2 separate regions of the Homo sapiens genome follow, and region 2 is linked to region 1. A link is an interaction called in ENCODE POLR2A ChIA-PET data of the cell type or tissue named here. Cell type or tissue: PC-9. All regions are shown on one strand. Links, peaks and the distances in the headings refer to the core of each region. The heading gives the core; the rest is flanking DNA.

What was found. Peaks named below come from ENCODE experiments on the same cell type or tissue, not always from the same donor. Only the 100,000 strongest peaks of a DNase experiment are listed, where the experiment ranks them.
Region 2: POLR2A ChIA-PET joins it to region 1 with 7 read pairs; 2 of 35 experiments call an interaction of 5 or more read pairs at or near these places.

What each region holds. Positions count from the first base shown.
Region 1 is chr6:73,770,189-73,780,400 of GRCh38, reverse strand. It overlaps CD109 (CD109 molecule), which reads right to left. Exons shown (of 33, transcript NM_133493.5): 15 at 8,820-8,972. Among named protein-coding and RNA genes, the nearest start is that of CD109, 79 kb to the right of the region's middle. RefSeq lists an enhancer at 5,821-6,115 and a silencer at 5,821-6,115. In PC-9, for the core only: no CTCF peak of the experiment used is centred there; a DNase peak (open chromatin) is centred at 5,830; H3K4me3 peaks cover 865 bases; H3K27ac peaks cover 1,712 bases.
Region 2 is chr6:73,675,784-73,685,995 of GRCh38, reverse strand. It overlaps a transcript of CD109 not described here. Among named protein-coding and RNA genes, the nearest start is that of CD109-AS1, 15 kb to the left of the region's middle. In PC-9, for the core only: a CTCF peak has its summit at 10,118; a DNase peak (open chromatin) is centred at 5,545; H3K4me3 peaks cover 320 bases; H3K27ac peaks cover 1,283 bases.

The DNA of each region.
Region 1 (10,212 bases), core at 1,070-9,069:
GAATGAATGGATTCATAACAACTTTCCACACTTCTTCCAAGTAACTTAGATAAGACTTAGCCTTCATGTTTATCAACTTTGAAAATGACACAAATTGAGGAGTAATGAATATGTAATTGCTTTGTTCATCAGTCAGTCAGCCAAAATTACATTTCTTACTTATACTTACTTTTACTCTGTTCAGCAATCCAGAGTTCCTAAGAAGTCTGGACTTGAGTTCTGCCAGGGAGAACTTAGATGTTACTGTTTGACAAGACCAACAGGCAGAGGTCAGCATTAAAAATGACCCACACTTTTGGCAGAGATAAACAGGTTAACTTTGTTGGAGATTAATATAAACTCTGCAAAATGTCAGTGACCTAAATTTACAAAAAAAAAAAAAAACTGAAGAGGCAATTTACAAAAGTAGAAATATAAGTTATTAATAAGCAGAAAAATATTCAGCCTCACTGATAATCAAAGCAATGCAAATGACAACATCCATGAGATACGGTTTTTTCAAAAATGAGATATTTGCATGTACCCCATTAGCAATGCTTTTTTTTTTAAGAATAGTACTCATTGCTAGCAAGAGTGGGTAAAACAGGCTAAAAGAGTAAAACTGTCAGATCCTCAAAAAATTAACATAGAATTAGAATATGACCCAGTAATTCCACTCCTAGGTATATACACAAAAGGACTGAAAACAGTAACTCCAAGAGATACTTGTATGCCACCGTTCATTGCAGCAATAGTTACAGTAGCCAAAAAGGTGGAAACAACCTGTGTCCATCAGCAGAAAAATGGATAAACAAAATGTGGTATATATACACAACACAATATTATTCAGCCGTAAAAAGAAATGAAGCTCTGAGGCTAGGTGCGGTGGCTCACACCTGTAATCCCAGCACTTTGGGAGGCCGAGGCGGGCGGATCATGAGGTCAGGAGTTTGAGACCAGCCTGGCCAACATAGTGAAACCCCGTCTCTACTAAAAATACAAAAAATTAGCTGGGCGTAGTGGTGGGCGCCTGTAGTCCCAACTACTCGGGAGGCTGAGGAAGGAGAATGGTTTGAACCCGGGAGGCGGAGGTTGCAGTGAGCCAAGATCGCGCTATTGCACTCCAGCCTGGGTAACAGAGCAAGACTCCGTCTCAAAAAAAAAAAAAGAAATGAAGCTCTGATACATGCTACAACATGGAATAATCTTGAAAACACTGTGCTAAGTGAAATAAGCCAGACACAAAAGGGCAAATATTATATAAATGTGAAATATCTAGAATAGGTAAATTCATAAAGACAGAAGTAGACTAGAGGTTCCCAAGGGCTGTGGGGAAGGGGAAATGAGTAGTTATTGCTTAATGATTACAGAGTCTCTGTCTGGAGCCATGAAAATGTTTTGGAAATATTGGTGATGGTCATATAACATTGTGAAGTAATTAATGTCACTGAATTAAACACTTAAAATGGTAAAAATAGCAAATTTTATTTTATATATATTTAACTTCAATAAAAATCAAGTATTATACCTTTTTAGGTAATAATTTTGATACTTCTCCCTAAAAATTTACATTAACCAGACAAATTAAGACAAAGTCAGAATTAAAAATCACAAAAAAAACTAAGTTGAAAAAAACACATTCCAGCATAAAATTAAACACCTGCAACCACTATTTCTGCAATGCTAACAACAACCATGGCTGCATCCACAGTAAGCAACTAGAACAGGCACCAATAAGAAAACAATAAAATAAGAAAAAAAATTCATAATGTGTCAAGAAGCTGGCAAGTAGACAAGGGAGCCAGAGCCAGGCATATTGGAGAGAAAAGGCTAGAGTTCCATGACTCCAACTCTGTCACAAAATACAAATACATGAAGATTTGCTTCCGCTCTTGCTCAGACACCAATTCAAGAAGCAGCATCTAAACAGTGGTTATCAGCACAAGACAAGAATGCCCTCTCTCACCGCTCCTATTCAACATAGTACTAGAAGTTCTGGCCAGGGCAATCAGGCAAAAGAAAGAAAGAAAAAATGAAACAAAGGGCATCCAAATAGGAAGAGAGGAAGTCAAACTATCCCTGTTTGCAGATGACATAATCCTATATCTAGAAAACCCCATAGTCTCAGCCCAAAAGTTTCTTAAACCGATAAACAACTTCAGGAAAGCCTCGATGTGTGAAAATCACTAGCATTCCTATACACCAACAACACACAGCAGAGAGCCAAATCAGAAATAAACTCCCATTCACAACTGCCACAGAAAGATAAAATACTTAAGAACACAGCTAACTAGGGAGGTAAAAGATCTCTACAAGGAGAACTACAAACCACTGCTCAAAGAAATCATAGATGAACAAACCAATGGGAAAACATCCCATGCTCATGGATAGGAAGAATCAATATTGTTAAAATGGCCATACTGCCCAAAGCAATTTATGTATTCAATGCTATTCCTATTAAACTACTACATTCTTCACAGAACGAGAGAAAACTATTTTAAAATTCATATGGAACCAAAAAAGAGCTCGTATAGCCAAGACAATCCTAAGCAAAAAGAACAAAGCTGGAGGCATCATGCTACCAGAGTTCAAACTGTACTACAAGGCTATAGTAACCAAAACAGCATGGTACTCACACAAAAACAGACACATAGACCAATGGAACAGAATAGAGAACCCAGAAATAAGACTGCACATCTACAACTATCTGATCTTCAACAAATCTGACAAAAACAAGCAATGGGGAAAGGATTTCCTATTCAATAAATGGTGCTGGGAGAGCTGGCTAGCCATATGCAGAAGACTGAAACTGGACCCCTTCCTTACATCATATACAAAAATTAACGCAAGATGGATTAAAAACTTAAATGTAAAACCCAAAACTATAAAAACCCTGGAAGACAACCTAGGCAATACCATTCAGGACATAGGAACAGCCAAAGATTTCAAAAGCAATTGCAACAAAAGCAAAAATTGACAAATGGGATCAAATTAAATGAAAGAGATCTGCACAGTGAAAGAAACTATCAACACAGTAAACAACCTACAAAATGGGAGAAAATTTTTGCAAACTGTGCATCTGACAAAGATCTAATATCCAGCATCTATAAGGAACTTAAACAAATTTACAAGAAAAAAAAAATTTTTTTAAGCCAGCAAAGGGGCCAGGCACAGTGGCTCATGCCTCTAATCCCAGCACTTTGGGAGGCCAAGGTAGGCAGATCACCTGAGATCAAGAGTTTTCAAGACCAGGCTGACCAACATGAAGAAACCCCATCTCTACTAAAAAATACAAAATTAGCAAGCATGGTGGCACATGCCTGTAATTCCAGCTACTTGGGAGGCTGAGGCAGGAGAATCACTTGAACCCGGGAGGTGGAGGTTGCAGCGTGGGCAACAAGGGGGAAACTCCATCTCAAAAAAAAAAAAAAAAAAAATGGGCAAAGGATATGAACAGACACTTTTCAAAAGAAGTCATACATGCATACATGAGGCCTACAATCATATGAGAAAAAGCTCAACATCACTGATCATTAGAGAAATGCAAATCAGAACCATAAGGAGGCCACCAGGCACAGTGCTCACATCTGTAACCCCAGCACTTTGGGAGGCCAAAGCAGGAGGATCACTTGAGATCAGGAGTTTGAAACCAGCCTGTCCAACATGGTGAAACCCTGTCTCTATTAAAATACAAAAATCAGCTGGGTATGGTGGCTCACGCCTGTAATCCCAGCTACTTGGGAGGCTGAGGCAGGAGAATCGCTTGAACCCAGAAGGTGAAGGTTGCAGTGAGCCAAGATCACATCACTGCACTCCAGCCTGGGTGACAGATCAAGGCTCTGTCAAAAAAAAAAAAAAAAAAAAAAAAGGCCACTTGCGTGGTGGCTCACGCCTGCAATCCCAGCACTTTAGGAGGCCAAGGGAGATGGATCACAAGGTCAGGAGTTTGAGACCAGCCAGGCCAATATGGTGAAACCCCTTCTCTACTAAAAAAGTTTAAAAATTAGCCAGGCGTGGAGGCGACACCTGTAGTCCCAGCTACTCGGGAGGCTGAGGCAGGAGAATTACTTGAACCTGGGAGGCAGAGGTTGCAGTGAGCCGAGATCACACCACCGCACTCCAGCCTGAGCAACAGAGTGAGACTTTGTCTCAAAAAAATAAAATAAAATAAAAACACACAATGAGATACCATCTCACACCAGTCAGAATGGATAGCTATCATTTAAAAGTCAAAAAAATAACAGATGCTGGAGAGGTTGTAGAGAAAAGGAACACTTATACACTGTCGGTAGGAGTGTTAATTAATTCAGCCATTGTACAAGACAATGTGACAATTCCTCAAAGACTTAAGACAGAAACACCATTTCAATACTAGCAATCCCATTATTGGGTATATATCCAAAGGAATATAAATAATTCTATTATAAAGATGTATGCATGCATATGTTCATTGCAGCACTATTCACAAAAGCAAAGACATGGAATCAAACTAAATGTCCGTCAATGATAGACTGGATAAAGAAAATGTGGTACATGTACACCATGGAATACTAGGCAGCCATAAAGAACAAGATCATCTCCTTTGCAGGTACATGGATGGAGCTGGAGGTCATTATCCTTAGCAAACTAACTCAGGAACAGAAAACCAAATACCACATGTTCTCACTTATAAGTGGGAGTTAAATGATGAGAACACATGGACACATAGAGAGGAACAACACACAGTAGAGATTGTCAGAGGGTGGAGGGTGGGAGCAGGGAGAGGATCATGAAAAATAACTAATGGGTACTGGACTTCATACCTGAGTAATGAAATAATCTGTACAACAAACCCCTATGACACAAGGTTGCCTATGTAACAAACCTGCACATGTATCCCTGAACTTAAAAGTTTAAATAAATAAATAGATAAACAAATGATGGTTACAGGGGCGAGGGGGAAAGGAAGAAGAAAATGGGAATATAGAGGTCAAGGGATACAAAATAGCAGATATGTGGGATGAAAAAATGCAGTTATATAATCTACAACATGAGAGATATAGTTAATAGAATTGTATGATATTTGGAGTTTTCATTAAATCGATTTTAACTGCTTTTGTCACAAAAATGTAGCTATGCAAAATGATAAATATGTAAATTTGCTTCACTACAGTAACCACTATACTGCCTATATGTATTCCATAACCTCATGTATACACAATAACCTCATATATACATATATACATATATATATATACACATAACCTCAAATATACACAATAAAATTTATTTTAAAAAAAGCAAAAGCAGCATCTATCTCATAAAGAAATCTTCCTGTTCTCACTGGCTCAATAAACAAAGCACTGTCAAAGCTGCAGCATAGGCTAACGAAAAGAAGGCTAATGTCTAAAAATTATTCCTGGAAGATCCACATACTGAAATTATTCCAAGGCATTCAAGAGGCTATTGACAACACATATAAATTTAACAAAAAAAAAAAAGAAGCCAAAACAGTCTACTATGACAGGATCCTCACTCCCTCCTCCAGAACCAACTGGAGAAACAATAAAAGCAAGCAGAAAACTTTAACGTGCACAGTGAGAAAACCCCAGGAAGAGTGGTGGACATCTTGAATTGGTCTTGGGAGAAAGTGCATCGCTTCAGTCTAAGGCAGAAGGCAGCTAGACACAGCAGCAGACATAGTCAGAAAACAGGCTGGAGGAGAGGTTTTTAAACTTTGCTCTTATTTCCCTCCAGGGGGTAGCCTCAGGACACACAGTCCTGGCAACTTCACTGCCAAAATCAACAGCAGTAGCAGCTCAGACGGCCTGTGCAAGTATCCAAAAGATAATACCAGGTCAGCACCTCTGCCTTTCTAGTGTGGGAAAGTGAAGAAAACATGCAGACAGACCCATGTCCCTCAAGCATTCACTCTTCCTCTCCTCCTCCTCCAAACCCTCAGGGCTGGTGAATCATAACCTCAGGAGACCTTCTCTTACTGGTGCTCTTTTCCCCAAGGGTTTAAGAGTGAAACACTGAATAGAGGCAAGCAGCAGAAAGGATCAAGAGTAATTCTCTAGTCCATGAGGCTAGTCCTCTCCCCTCAGGAAGGGGTCATAGGACTTACACAGATTGGAACCTTATGCTCAGCCTTCACCAATAGATATTATCAGAGAATCTGCCAAATCAGCTAGACTTCCAAAGAGTATAAATACTGTAGAAGTAAGACATCCAACTAAACAACATATAGCATGTGACACAAAATTACTGAAAAGTTCAATTCAATAATTTAAAATACGCATAGCAAATATACACAAGGAGATAATGGGAAATATCAGAATATAAAACAAAAACAAGAAACAAAGGAAAAATAATAGATATTAAAAACATAATAGCTGACATAAAAGACACAATATGAGAGATTAAAGTAGATTAAAATACAGCTAATGAATGATCACTAAGCTGAGTTGACTGAAGAACTCTCCCAGAGAAACACAGAAAAGACAAAGAGATAGAAAACATAAAACAAAAAACTAAGAGATGTGAAGGAGGAAGTAAAAGTGCCAATTTCTGAAAAACAAAAGTCCCAGAAGGAGAGAAAAAATAAAATGGGGAGGAAGAAATAATCAACACAGATTTCCACAATTAAAAAATGAAAGAACAGCATAGATTGAAAGGCAATCTATGGTAACATGGAACTAAAATCTGTACACGAGCAAAATGATCTGGCCAGGGTAGGAGGAGAAGGAGGAGACAGAGGTAGAGACCAAAAGGAATAGGAGCATACTAGAAGATTCAAATACTGATAACCTTTAGAAACCAACAAGGATAAATTAATATGGGTACAGTTTGTAACTAACAGAGTAACAAAAATAGAACGCATAACTTCTAAATCACCAAAACAAATTTAATCTAGCCCACAGAAAAAGAATCTAAATTTTAAAATATAGAAAAGCAGAAAAAGTCCCCATTAGAAAAAGAATTACCATACTTATAAGTGGATTAAATAAAAGCTTATTAAAAGATGTTGACTATTAGATTAGATTGAAAAACAAAAGCAAAATATAATAATATGCTATTTAAAAGATACACTTAAAAATTTACAAAAGGTTGAAAATAAGAAATGTAAAAATACACCAGGAAAATATGAACCAAAAGAAAGCTGAGAAAGCAATCTTAATATCTGAAAAAATTTAATGTAAATATGCATATATTATATGTATATATAAATATACTTGTAAATATATATATAACACACATATATAAATGTAAATAGAGACAGAGTGCGCAGCACATCAGATGGGGTGTGTGTGTATGTGTATGTATACACACACGTACACACACACAAACATACACATATGTAGGGAAGAAAAAATGAAATAATATATTTACCAAGATATTTAGAAAGCTATAAAATAACAGATACTATTATATTCAGTTAAATCAAATGCAAGATCTACAGACATAAAACTAATGTGAACTCAGGAAAAGTCAAAGAGAGAAAAATGACCAACTGGTTGTAAAAAAAAAAAAAGTTTTCAAAAAAAAGAAAAGATTGAAAAAAATAGTTGTGTAGACTGAAGAAAATGTACAATTTTTCTGAAGTAAACTAAATTTTACAATATAATGACCAAATCAACCCAACTATATATAGTTTTCTTTCTGATGTATTGTTAATCACTCTACTGAATCCATTAATAGACAAAAATTATACAATCTAGTTTACAACTGACAATGGTACACAAGAATATATCAAGGACATATAAATAAAAATCAAATGACTAATGAATATGGGATTCATTTATGCAATGCTAGATGTTCATATACTTCTTGGTTTGTAAGTTTTCTGCAGAGTAACATGATTTCACCCCCTCAATATACTGCAAATTCCTGATTCAATGGGAACTGTAATTTTTTTTTTTTTTTTTTTTTTTTTTGAGACAGAGTCTTGCTCTGTCACCCAGGCTGGAGTGCAGTGGCACGATTTCTGCTCGCTGCAAGCTCCGCCTCCTGGGATTCATGCCATTCTCCTGCCTCAGCCTCCCGAGTAGCTGGGACTACAGGCGCCCGCCACCGCGCCCGGCTAATTTTTTGTATTTTTAGTAGAGATGGGGTTTCACCATGTTAGCCAAGATGGTCTCGATCTCCTGACCTCGTGATCCACCCACCTCGGCCTCCCAAAGTGCTGAGATTACAGGCATGAGCCACCATGCCCGGCACAATGGGTGCTGTAATTATTTATAACCATTACGTATAACCAAAATAGAACACACTTCAAAAATTATCTAAAGCTCTCTTATCCAACGTAACCCAGAATAATGCAAGTCAATTTCCTAGTACTTTCTTGAGTGTCTTAAAATGTAGTATGAAAATGAAGGAAAACTATAGGTGGCATTTTTTATTGTATATATTTATGGAGTACAATGTGATATATTGATATTTGTATATACTGTGGAATGATTAAGCTAATTAACATATCTATCACCTTGCATACTACATACTGATCATTTTTTGTGGTGAGAACATTTCAAATCTACTCTTTTAGCAATTTTCAAGTATATGGTACATTATCATTAACTACAGTCACCATGTTGTACCACAGACCTCCAGAATTTATTCCTCCCATCTAACTTTAGGTGATAATTCTGATGAAAGAGAGCAAGGACACTTAACCACATAAGCTTCTTTCCAACATAACCATTACGATACAGATTACTTTTTATTTGGAAGCTTTACTAATTATTGACTTACACATGCAAAGGAACTAATGAAATTTTCTTTAAATATTTAAAGTAGTACAATAAAGTTTCCTCTTTCTCTTGTAATACATATTTTCATAATGAAAAAATAGCTAAACTCACATTTTCCATTGTAATATCATTAGAGGCATTCATCAGATTCACACTTTTGTCAACAGCTACAATCCCAACTATGGAGTCAGGCTGTGTCACAGAGATCCTAAGAGAGACTTTCTCAGATGGTTCAGCTTTCACTTTACTCCAATATAGCTTTATCTAAAAAAGAGAGAAAGGAGGATTAACTTATTTCACTTTTTTAAAGCATATTCTTGCCAATAGCAGACCACTGGCCCAAAATATAGCAAAGATTCTACATTTGCCTTGGCTCAGGGATAATTCTAAAACCATGCATAACCCTTCTCTAGGGAAAGGAATAAAAAAACTACGCCCAGAGTGTTTGCAAGTCATAGAACTTCTCACAGTGGTATAAATCTGAATTATTCTTTAATTCTGTATCTTTTTTCTTCCCTTTCTCCATCTCCCACCCCTCAGATCCCAGCCAGTGCTGAGTAGAAGACAGCAGTGTCTAGCATACCTGGGGAAGGCCAGTATACAAAGGAGAAACACGAAAGAGGAAAGAAACTGCAGATGCCTACATGTTGGTGACGTGAGCTCAGAAGTGAAGGCAAGGAGAGCTCCTCGGGGACTCATAGAACCACCTGGACTGAGGGTGAGGGGTGGCCTTTCCAAGGGAGTGGGTGGTTAGAGCAAACACTAGTCCAGGCCCTCATGCTCTGTCTCCATGGCCTTCTAAACTTCCTCACCATTACCCTCAGGAAAGCATGGTCCTGGACCTACTAATACTTTATAAAGAGCATCAGTCATCGCATCACCGCTGAACCAAATGGCCTTGTCATGAGGCCCCTGCCTACTGGGCATTTTCTTTTTTTGTTTTTGAGATGGAGTTTCCCTCTTGTTGCCCAGGCTAGAGTACAATGGCACAATCTCGGCTCACTGCAACCTTTGCCTCCTGGGTTCAAGTGATTCTCCTGCCTCAGCCTCCCAAGTAGCTGGGATTACAGGCGCCCACCACCATGCCCGGCTAATTTTTGTAACTTTTTTAGTAGAGACAGGGTTTCACCATGTTGGCCAGGCTGGTCTCCAACTCCTGACCACAGGTGATCCGCCTGCCTCGGCCTCCCAAAGTGCTGGGATTACAGGCGTGAGCCACAGTGCCTGGCCCCTGCTGGGAATTTTCATTTCATCTAGCTCTATCTCAACATTCTGCTGTGCCAATGATTATAATGCCTGACAAAGAGGGCCTTAACATTCCCCTCAAGTTGACTCGACTTTACAAAGACAGGCTTCTTCCTAACTATAAGCCCCTGAGCTCCCTTTTCTTAGAGCATTTATTTTAGAAAACATGCAATTATAAATTCTTTCTCCAACTCTCTGAGATGTAAATCTTTTCCCAGCCTCTGGCCAGTTTTACAACCCAGGCATGTCTTTCTCAAGG
Region 2 (10,212 bases), core at 2,213-10,212, 96 kb after region 1:
ATAAGACAAGAATGCATACTCTCATCACCTTCACTCCATATAGTACTACAAGTCCTAGCCAGAGCAATTAGCAAAGAAAAAGAAATACAAAGACATCCAAATCAGAAAGGAAATAGTAAAATTGTCTCTGTTTGCAAAGATGACATGATCTTATATATTTTCAGAAACCTGATGTAACTCAGGAATGGAAAACCAAATACTGTATGTTTTCACCTATAAGTGAAAGCTAAGCTATGAGGATGCAAAGGGATAAGAATGATATAATGGACTTTGGGGACTTGAGGGGATGGACAACAGAGGGTAAGGGATAAAAGACTACATATTGGATACAGTGTGTGCACTGCTTGTATGACAAAATCTCAGAATTATCACCACTAAAGAACTTATTCATGTGACCAAAAACCGCCTGTACCCCAAAAACTATTGAAATAAAATTTTTTAAAAATTGTTTAATTTTTTTAAACCCTAAGGATTCCATACAAAAAAAAAGTTAGAACTAATAAATTCATTGATGTTGTATGATACAAAATCCACAAACATTGATCTAGACAATGTTTTTTTGCATATAACACCAAAAGCACAGGCAACAAAAGCAAAAATAGACAACTGGGATTGCATCAAACTAAAAAGCTTCTGGAAAAAAAAATCATCAGAGTAAACAGACAACCTATTGAATAGGAGAAAATATTTGCAAACCATATATCTAGTTAGTAAGGGGCTTATATCCAGAATATATAAGGAACTCAAACTACTCAATAACAAGAAAACAACCCAATAAAGAAATGGACAAAGCAGGCTAGGCACAGTGGCTCATGCCTATAATCCCAGCACTTTGGGAGGCTGAGGCGGGTGGATCATGAGGGCAAGAGATCAAGACCATCCTGGCCAACACAGTGAAACCCCGTCTCCACTAAAAAATGCAAAAATTAGCTGTGCCTGTAGTCCCAGCTACTCGGGAGGCTGAGGCAGGAAAATCACTTGAACCTGGGAGGTGGAGGTTGCAGTGAGCCAAGATCATGCCACTACACTCCATCCTTTTGAGATTCCACCTCAAAAAAAAAAAAAGAAAAAAAAATGGGCAAAGCAAGAATTTGAGACCACATAGGCAAAATAGTAGGACTTTTGTCTGTACCAAAAATAAAACTAAAAAGACTAGCCAGACATGGTAGCGTGGTCCCAGCTACTCAGGAGGCTGAGGCAAGAGGATCACTTGAGCCCAGGAGTTTGAGGTTACCGTGAGCTATGATTGTACCACTGCACTCCAGCCCAGGTGACAGAGTAAGATCCTGTCTCTAAAAAAGAGGGGAAGGGGGAGGAATTGAGTAAACATTTCTCAAAAGAAGACATATAAAATGGCCAACAGGTACATGAAAAAATGTTCAATACCACTAATCATCAGGGAAATGCAAATCAATACCAAAGAGATATCACCTTATACCTGTTAAAATGGATATCATCAAAAAAAGACAAAAGTTGGCCAGGTGCAGTGGCTCACACCCATAATCCCAGCACTTTGGGAGGCTGAGGCAGGTGAATCGCTTGAGCCCAGGACTTTGAGACCAGCCTGAACAACATGGCAAAACCTCATCTCCCCAAAAAAATACAAAAATTAGCCAGGAGTGGTGGCACTCAGCTGTAGTCCCAGCTACTTGGGAGATTGAAGTGGGAGGATCATCTGAGCCTGAGAAGCCAAGCTTGCAATGAGCCAAGACTGCATCACTGCACTCCAGCCTGGGTGACAGAGCAAGACCCTGTCTCAAAAAAAAAAAAAAAAGAAAGAACGACAAAAGAAAAGAGAAAACAATACAGAGGCTCCTCAAAAAATTAAAAATAGAACTACTGTATGATCCAGCAATCACATTTCTCAATATATATCAAAAACAACTGAAATTAGTATCAAAGAGAGATCCATACTCCCATGTTCATTGCACCATTGTTCACAATAGCCAAGCTATGATATCAATCTAAATGCCCATCAACAGATAAATAGTGATATGGTTTGGCTGTGTCCCCACCCAAATCTCATCTTGAATTGTAACTCCCACAGTTTCCAAGTGTCATGGGAGGAACCTAGTGGGAGGTAATTGAATCATGGGAGCAGGTCTTTCCCATGCTGTTCTAATGATAGTGAATAAATCTCATGAGATCTGGTGGTTTTAAAAATGGGAGTTCCACTGCACAAGCTCTCTCTCTTTGCCTGCTGCCATCCATGTAAGATGTGACTTGCTCCTCCTTGCCTTCCACCATGATTATGAGGCTTCCCCAACCACATGGAACTGTAAGTCCATTAAACCTCTTTCTTTTGTAAATTGCCCAGTCTCGGGTATGTCTTTATCAGCAGTGTGAAAACGGACTAATACAGTAAATTGGTACCAGTAGAGTGGGCACTGCTGAAAAGGTACCCAAAAATGTTGAAGTGACTTTGGAAATGGGTAACAGGCAGAGGTCAGAACAGTTTGGAGGGCTCAGAAGAAGACAGGAAAATGTGGGAACGTTTGGAACTTCCTAGAGACTTGTTGAATGGCTTTGACCAAAATATTGATAGTGATATGCACAATGAAATCCAGGCTGAGGTGGTCTCAGACTGAGATGAGGAGCTTGTTGGGAACTGGAGCAAAGGTGATTCTCGTTATGTTTTGGCAAAGAGACTGGTGGCATTTTGTCCCTGCCCTAGAGATTTCTGGAAATTTGAACTAGAGAGAGATGATTTAGGGTATCTGGTGGAAGAAATTTCTAAGCAGCAAAGCATTCAAGAGGTGACTTGGGTGCTGTTAAAGGCTTTCAGTTTCAAAAGCGATACAGAGCATAGAAGTTTGGAAAATGTGCAGCCTGACAATGCAATAGAAAAGCAAATCCCATTTTCTGAGGAGAAATTCAAACCAGCTGCAGAAATTTGCATAAGTAATGAGGAGCTGAATGTTAATCACCAAGACAATGGGGAAAATGTCTCCAGGGCATGTCAGAGAACTTTGCAGCAGCCCCTCCCATCACAGGCCTGGAAGCTTAGGAGGAAAAAGTGATTTCATGGGCTGGGCCCAGGGTCCCTGTGCTGTGTGCAGCCTAGGGACTTGGTGCCCTGTGTCCCAGCCACTCTAGCAGTGGCTAAAAGGGGCCAATGTAGAGCTCGGGCCGTGGTTTCAGAGGGTGCAAGCCTCAGCCTTGGCAGCTTCCATGTGGTGTTCAGCCTGCAGGTGCACAGAAGTCAAGAATTAAGGCTTGGGAAAGATTTCAGAAGATGTATAAAAATGCCTGGATGCCCAGGCAGAAGTTTGCTGTAGGGGTAGTGTCCTCATGGAGAACCTCTGCTAGGGCAAGAACCTCTGAAGGGAAATGGGGGATGGGAGCCCCCACACAGATTCCCTACTGGGTCACTGCCTAGTGGAGCTGTGAGAAGAGGGCCACGTCCTCCAGACCCCAGAATGGTAGATCCACCCACAGCTTGCACTGTGTGCCTGGAAAAGCTGCAGACACTCAACATCATCCAGTGAAAGCAGCCAAGAGGAAGGCTGTACCCTGCAAAGCCACAGGAGCGGAACTGCCCAAGACCATGGGAACCCACCTCTTTCATCAGCATGACCTGGATGTGAGACATGGAGTCAAAGGAAATCATTCTGAACTTTTAAGATTTGACTGCCCCACTAGATTTTGGACTTGCATGGGACGTGTAGCCCCTTTGTTTTGGCCAATTTCTCCAATTTGGAATGGCTGTATTTACCCAATGCCTGTACCTCCATTGTATCTAGGAAGCAACTAACCTGCTTTTGATTTTACAGGTTCAGAGGCAGAAGGGACTTGCTTCATCTCATATGAGACTTGGGACTGCGGACTTTTGAGTTAATGCTGAAGTGAGTTAAGACTTTAGGGGACTGTTGGGAAGGCATGACTGGTTTTGAAATGAGATTTGGGAGGGGCCGGGGTGGAATGATATGGTTTTGCTGTGTCCCAAACCATACCTCATCTTGAATTCCCACATGTTGTGGGAGAGTCCTGGTAGGAGGTAATTGAATCATGGCAGGGGGGATCTTTCCCATGCTGTTCTCATGATAGTGAATAAGTCTCATGAGATCTAATGGTTTTTAAAATCGGAATTTCCAGCCAGGTGCGGTGGCTCAGACCTGTAATCCCAGCACTTTGGGAGGCTAAGGTGGGCAGATCACCTGAGGTCAGGAGTTTGACCTCAGCCTGGCCAACATGGTGAAACCCCATCTCTACTAAAAATATAAAAATTAGCCAGGTGTGGTGGTGTGCACCTGTAATCCCAGCTACTCAGGAGTCTGAGACAGGAGAATCACTTGAACCCAGAAGGCGGAAGTTGTAGTGAGCCCAGATTGTACCATTGCACTCCAGCCTGGGTGACAAAAGCGAAACTCCATTTCAAAAAAAAAAAAGTGGGGGAAGTTTCCCTACACAAGCTCTCTCTTTGCCTGCTGCCATCCATGTAAGACATGACTTGTTTCTCCTTGCCTTCCACCGTGATTGTGAGACCTCCCCAGTCACACGGAACACTTTTTCCTGTATAAATTACCCAGTCTTGGTGTGTCTTTATCAGCAGCGTGAAAACAGACTAATACAATAATACCATATTGTATTCTTGAAATATGCTTAAAGAGTGGATCTTAAATGTCTCACCACATACACACACACACACACACACACACACACACACACACAAATGGTAACTGTAAGGTGATGGATATTATAATTAGCTTGTCTGTGGTAATTATTCCACAATGTATATGTATATCAAACATCACATATATCACATTGTATACCTTAAATATATAAAATTTTGTCAATTTCACCTCAATATCACTGGGGTAAAAAAGAGAGAGAATAGAACAAAGCCATGGATTTAAATGGACTTTTGGTTTTCAGACACTTTCTATGTAACTACCAACTTGTCTTACGAGGGAGCACTGCAGATGGGCCACTGAAAAGCTATCCATTCCTTTCCTGTGCTGTGTATTCCTTTGCCAGAGTCTGGAAAGCAAAAATAGGCAAATTTCTAGGCTCAATCCAGCTAGACGTGTCCATGTATGGTAATCCTGGATAAGGAGATGTAAAATGAAGACTGAAGAGAAAGCATTCTCTTCCTGAATGGAGACAACACCTCAAGGGAACCAGTCTTTGGCTCTTCCACTTTTGTCCTGCCCAGAACCCAGGCGCCGTGCTTTGAAACTCAGAAGACAAACGACACCCAAGAAGGGAAGATTGGAATGAGAGGTAGAAAGCACTGGATCACTAAGTGCACAATTAAGCAGTTGTAGCAGCCCTGGACTGGGCCAAATGCCCTCTTCCCCATCAATCCACCTCTTTGCAGGAAGGAAGTCCTGACTAAGTGCCAGACTTTCAGGCATGGACCTTTCCCCTGCAGGAGTCTCTCTTTGGGCAAGATTGGCCAGCTACGTGGAGAGTCTACCATTGCCTCAAAGCTCTCTCTTCAGCCACTGCCCTTTCACTGCTCATCCAGAACACAAAAGCTCATTTTTCACATCCTGTCTGCCCCCACAAAATACAACGAACACACCCTTGAGGTCAATTATTTCTATCAAGGTTAAGCTGTCTTGGCTTAGGGGCAATTTCTCCACCCACTCTTAAATATTTTTAAGTATGCCACACCCTTACACTGGCATATTTTAGTCAAAGGTATCATCAATCAAGCTTCAATGGCTGTTATAAGATTATATTTACCTCCTTATGCAAAAATGTGTTTGCCTGAACTTCTAGCAATTCAGATTTCTTCAAAAAGAATTGTATAAAGAAAAAGAATAAAAAATAATATAATTACATAAATCTGTATGTAATATAGTTAGGAAATAGACATTGTAGAAATATAAAAATGGCTTGAAATGGAAACAAACCAAATAGAAATGAATCACGAATTCACTCATATCTCTGGGTTTGTGGTCTTGGCTTTACATTCTTAAGTTACCTGCCTCCAGATCTTGGGCTGAATCCTTTATCAGCCACATATAGTTTTATTTTCCTCTAAAACAAAACACTATGATAAACTTTCCACGTAAAACATGGTTCACCAAAAACAACACTGAAAAACATCTATACCCGGGTGTAGTCACACACGCCTGTAATCCCAGCATTTTGGGAGGCCAAGGGAGGCAGATCACCTGAGGTCAGGAGTTCGAGACTAGCCTGGCCAACATGGTGAAACCCCATCTCTACTAAAAACACAAAAATTAGCTGGGCATGGTGGCTCGTGCCTATAATCCCAGCTACTCAAAGGCTGAGGCACAAGAATCACTTGAACCCAGGAGGCGGAGGTTGCAGTGAGTCGAGATCGTGCCGCTGCACTCCAGCCTAGACAACAAAGGGAAACTCCATCTCAAAAAAAACAAAAAACAAAAAAAAACAGAAAAGAAAAGAAAAACATCTATGATTTTTCTCTCATTTGTTTTCTCTATTTTTTTCTCATTTGTTTTCTCTATTGTTGCTAGTACTGAAATATAAAATGCTGCCTTTCCCTGCTTGATAAAATATTAAACTTTTTTTTTTAATTATCCAAGGGTACAGGATTAGGGACGTTTTAATTGTAAACGGCAGAAACCTTTAGAAGTGGGCTCTAAAACCTTTTGGAATATAACTTTTTTCTCCAAAATTTATATTAACAATGGTGATTCCTTTACATTTCACATGACATTCTACAAGCAAAATATACTTTGTTAGACTCAGTTCTGACATTATCTCATCCATCCTGGCTGGACTTGCCTTGCCATGCAGTCCCCACTTCAAGACTCACCCTGAGCCTGCGTTGTTCACACACACTTGCCACATTTTCACTTCTGGTCACCCTGCCAGGCTCAGCTCTAAAAATAGTAAAAGAATTTTTAGCTTGAAACATGGGCACCCAAAATTAACTACATTTCCCAGTCGTACTTGCAGCTGGGTGTGGCCATGGAGTTGTTAGTGAAAATAGTGTGTGCATCCTTTGGGAAATGTCCCCAAAGGGCGGAGGCATGTCATTTCCCTTTCTTTCCCTCTTTCCTTCTAGTGGAATACAGACATGGTGGCTGGAGCTGGAGCAGCCATCTGGAACCAGTAGTTTGACTTTAGAAAAGGAGGCCATGATGGCCGGGCGCGGTGGCTCATGCCTGTAATCCCAGCACTTTGGGAGACCGAGGCAGGGGGATCACATGACGTCAGGAGTTCAAGACCAGCCTGGTCAACATGGCGAAACCCCGTCTCTACTAAAAATACAAAAATTAGCTGGGTGTGGTGGCACGCACCTGTAATCCCAGCTACTCGAGAGGCTGAGGCAGGAGAATCGTTTGAACTGGGAGGTAGAGGTTGGAGTGAGTCAAGATTGCACCATTGCATTCCAGCCTGGGCAACAAGAGTGAAACTCCAGCTCAAAAAAAAAAAAAAAAGAAAAAGAGGCCATGCCCAGTAATAGAAGTCTAAGTCCCTGACTCCTCTGGAATTCTTTTTTTTTGTTTTGTTTTTTCTTTTTGAAGTGTCTTGCTCTGTCACTCAGGCTGGAGTGTAATGCCTGGATCATAGTTCGCTGCAGCCTCGAACTCCTGGGCTCAAGTGATCCTCCCACCTCAGCCTCCCCACAGGGACTACATGCCACCACACCTGGATAACTTTTTTTATTTTTAGTAGAGACAAGGTCTCACTGTGTTACCCAGGCTGGTCTTGAACTACTGAGCTGAAGCAATTGTACCTCAGCCTCCCAAATCCCAAAGCGTTGGGATTACAGGTGTAAGACATCACACCTGACTCCTCCGGACTTCTTTTTTCTTTTTCTTTTTCTTTTTTTTTTTTAAAAAAATAATATAATTACATAAATCTGTATGTAATATATTTAGAAAATAGTCATTGTAGAAATATAAAAATGGCTTGAAATGGAAACAAACCAAATAGAAATGAATCACGAATTCACTCATATCTCTGGGTTTGTGGTCTTGGCTTTACTTTCTTAAATTACCTGCCTCCAGATCTTGGGCTGAATCCTTTATCAATCCTTTAAAAAAAAAAACAGGGTCTGCCTGTGTCACCCAGGCTGGAGTGCAGTGGGGCAATCTCAGCTCACTGCAACCTCTGCCTCCTGGGCTCAAGCAATCCTCCCACCTCAGCCTCCCAAGTAGCTAAGACCACAGGTGCATGCTATTACACCCAGCTAATTTTGTAATTTCACCATGTTGCCCAGATTGGTCTCAAACTCCTGAGCTCAAGTGATCTGCCCGCCTCGGCCTCCCAAAGTGCTGGGATTACAGGCATAGCCACCACTCCCCCACCCTCCTCTGGACTTCTTGTGAGAGAAATAAAAATCTATCTTGTTTAAGCCATTGCGACTTTGAGTTTTCTATCACTCACAGAAAGAGATAACTAATGTACTACATGTATATCAATTTGCTGTGTATCCTTCCGTCTATTTCCGAGTTCTCATTTCTCTTCCATTGATCTGTTCGTGTATCACTGGGCCAAACACCTCATGCTTTAATTAATATAATTTTGTGTTAGGTTTTGATATCTAATAGGCAAAGCTCCTCCCTTAGTTCTTTTTCAGAATTGTTTTTGACTGTTCTTAGACTGTTACTCCTCCATTTGAATTTTAGTCTGTCTAGTTTCAGAGGAAAAAGTGTGGCAGCATTTTTATTGCCATCATGTTTCCATTTAACTTGTAGATTAACTTAGAATCAACACCTTTATGAAATTGAATGAGCATGGTATAGTTCCATATTTATGTTTTTGTGTACTACAATAATATTTTGTACTTTACTCCATAAATGTCTACGTACCCTATGTCAGATTTATATGCCTAATGTTCTTGTAAATGGTGTATTTTATTTTATTTCATTACCTGATGGGTTATTGGTGATATACAAGATTTTTTGCATGTTGGGCTTGTATTCAACAACCCTATTGAAATCTTATAAGTTCTAAAAGTATGTCTGTAAAGTCTTTTGAATTTTCTTCCTTTCTTTTTCTTTTTTTTTTTTTTTTTTTGAGACAGGGTCTTGCTTTGTCACCCAGGCTGGAGTGCAGTGGCACAATCACGGCTCACTATAGCTTCAAACTCCTGGGCTTAAGCCATCCTCCCACCTTAGCCTCCCAAGTAGCTGGGACTAAAGGCATGAGCCACCATGCCTGGCTAATTTTTTGTATTTTTAGTAGAGACAGGGTTTCACCATATTGCCCGGGCTGGTCTCAAACTCCTGAGCTCAAGCAATCTGCCTGCCTCGGCTTCTCAAAGCGCTAGGATTACAGGCATGAGCCACCACACATGGTCCTCTTGAATTTTCTATTAATTTGTTTCCATAAAGAAACCACAGGGAAATGAAAAAAAAGTAAAAGTGAATTGCCTTGAGTGTGAATAGCACTAAGAGTCTCAAAATAGAAGTGTAGTATAAGTAAGAAGTTCAGGTGCCAGCCGTAGAGCCTCATCAATAACACAGCAACAGGACTAACAAGGCAACCTTGGAATACTGAGCAAGGATATAAAATAGCTCACCTCAGGGGGACAGGCTAGCACTGGAACCAGAAGTCAGGCCATGAAAGACAAGAGCTGGGGTGGAAGGAGAGAGGGAAGGAGAGAGTCTGGGAAGATTCAAGAACCAGAGGCAGTAGCTCAACCAGACAACAACGTCACTCCCATGGAGGTCATTTATGGCAGATCAATTTGTCAGTCTCCAAAATAGAATTTGTTCAATATAAAAAGCTTGAGAGCAAAAGTTTCTTTATTTTGGTTAAGATACTGGCCTTCCCCTCCCAATACTGGAAGTAATAACATTACAAAGGAGAAAAGAGTAAAGTAAAAGATAAAAGATCTGGATCCTTACCAGGGAAGGATCCCTGAAAGCCAATTCAGCCTGAAACCTTTGACTTCTCATAAACAGTGAAAAGTGGAGATAATTCTATTGGGCTGCAGTGTCTCTCCAGGGACCGTAGTTAATACTTTCTTTACAATTCCCATCACCACTTCTGGGTTCTATGGTGTTTTGTTTGTTTTGTTTTGTTTTTTAATCTTCGTTACATGTTTATATGGGTTTTCAGAAGTGACTCAAAATTTTAGACTGTGACCCCTGTACATTCCAGATGTCTCTCTAAGGACACCTGGAATAACAGTAAGATAATAATTTTCCTCAATAAGACACTTAGTTTTTTGTGTATGAAGGTCTAAAGCAGAAATGAAGAATAGTCATTGGGGCTGAAGGTCCATAAGGTGACAGACACTTGAGTTCATCTACATTT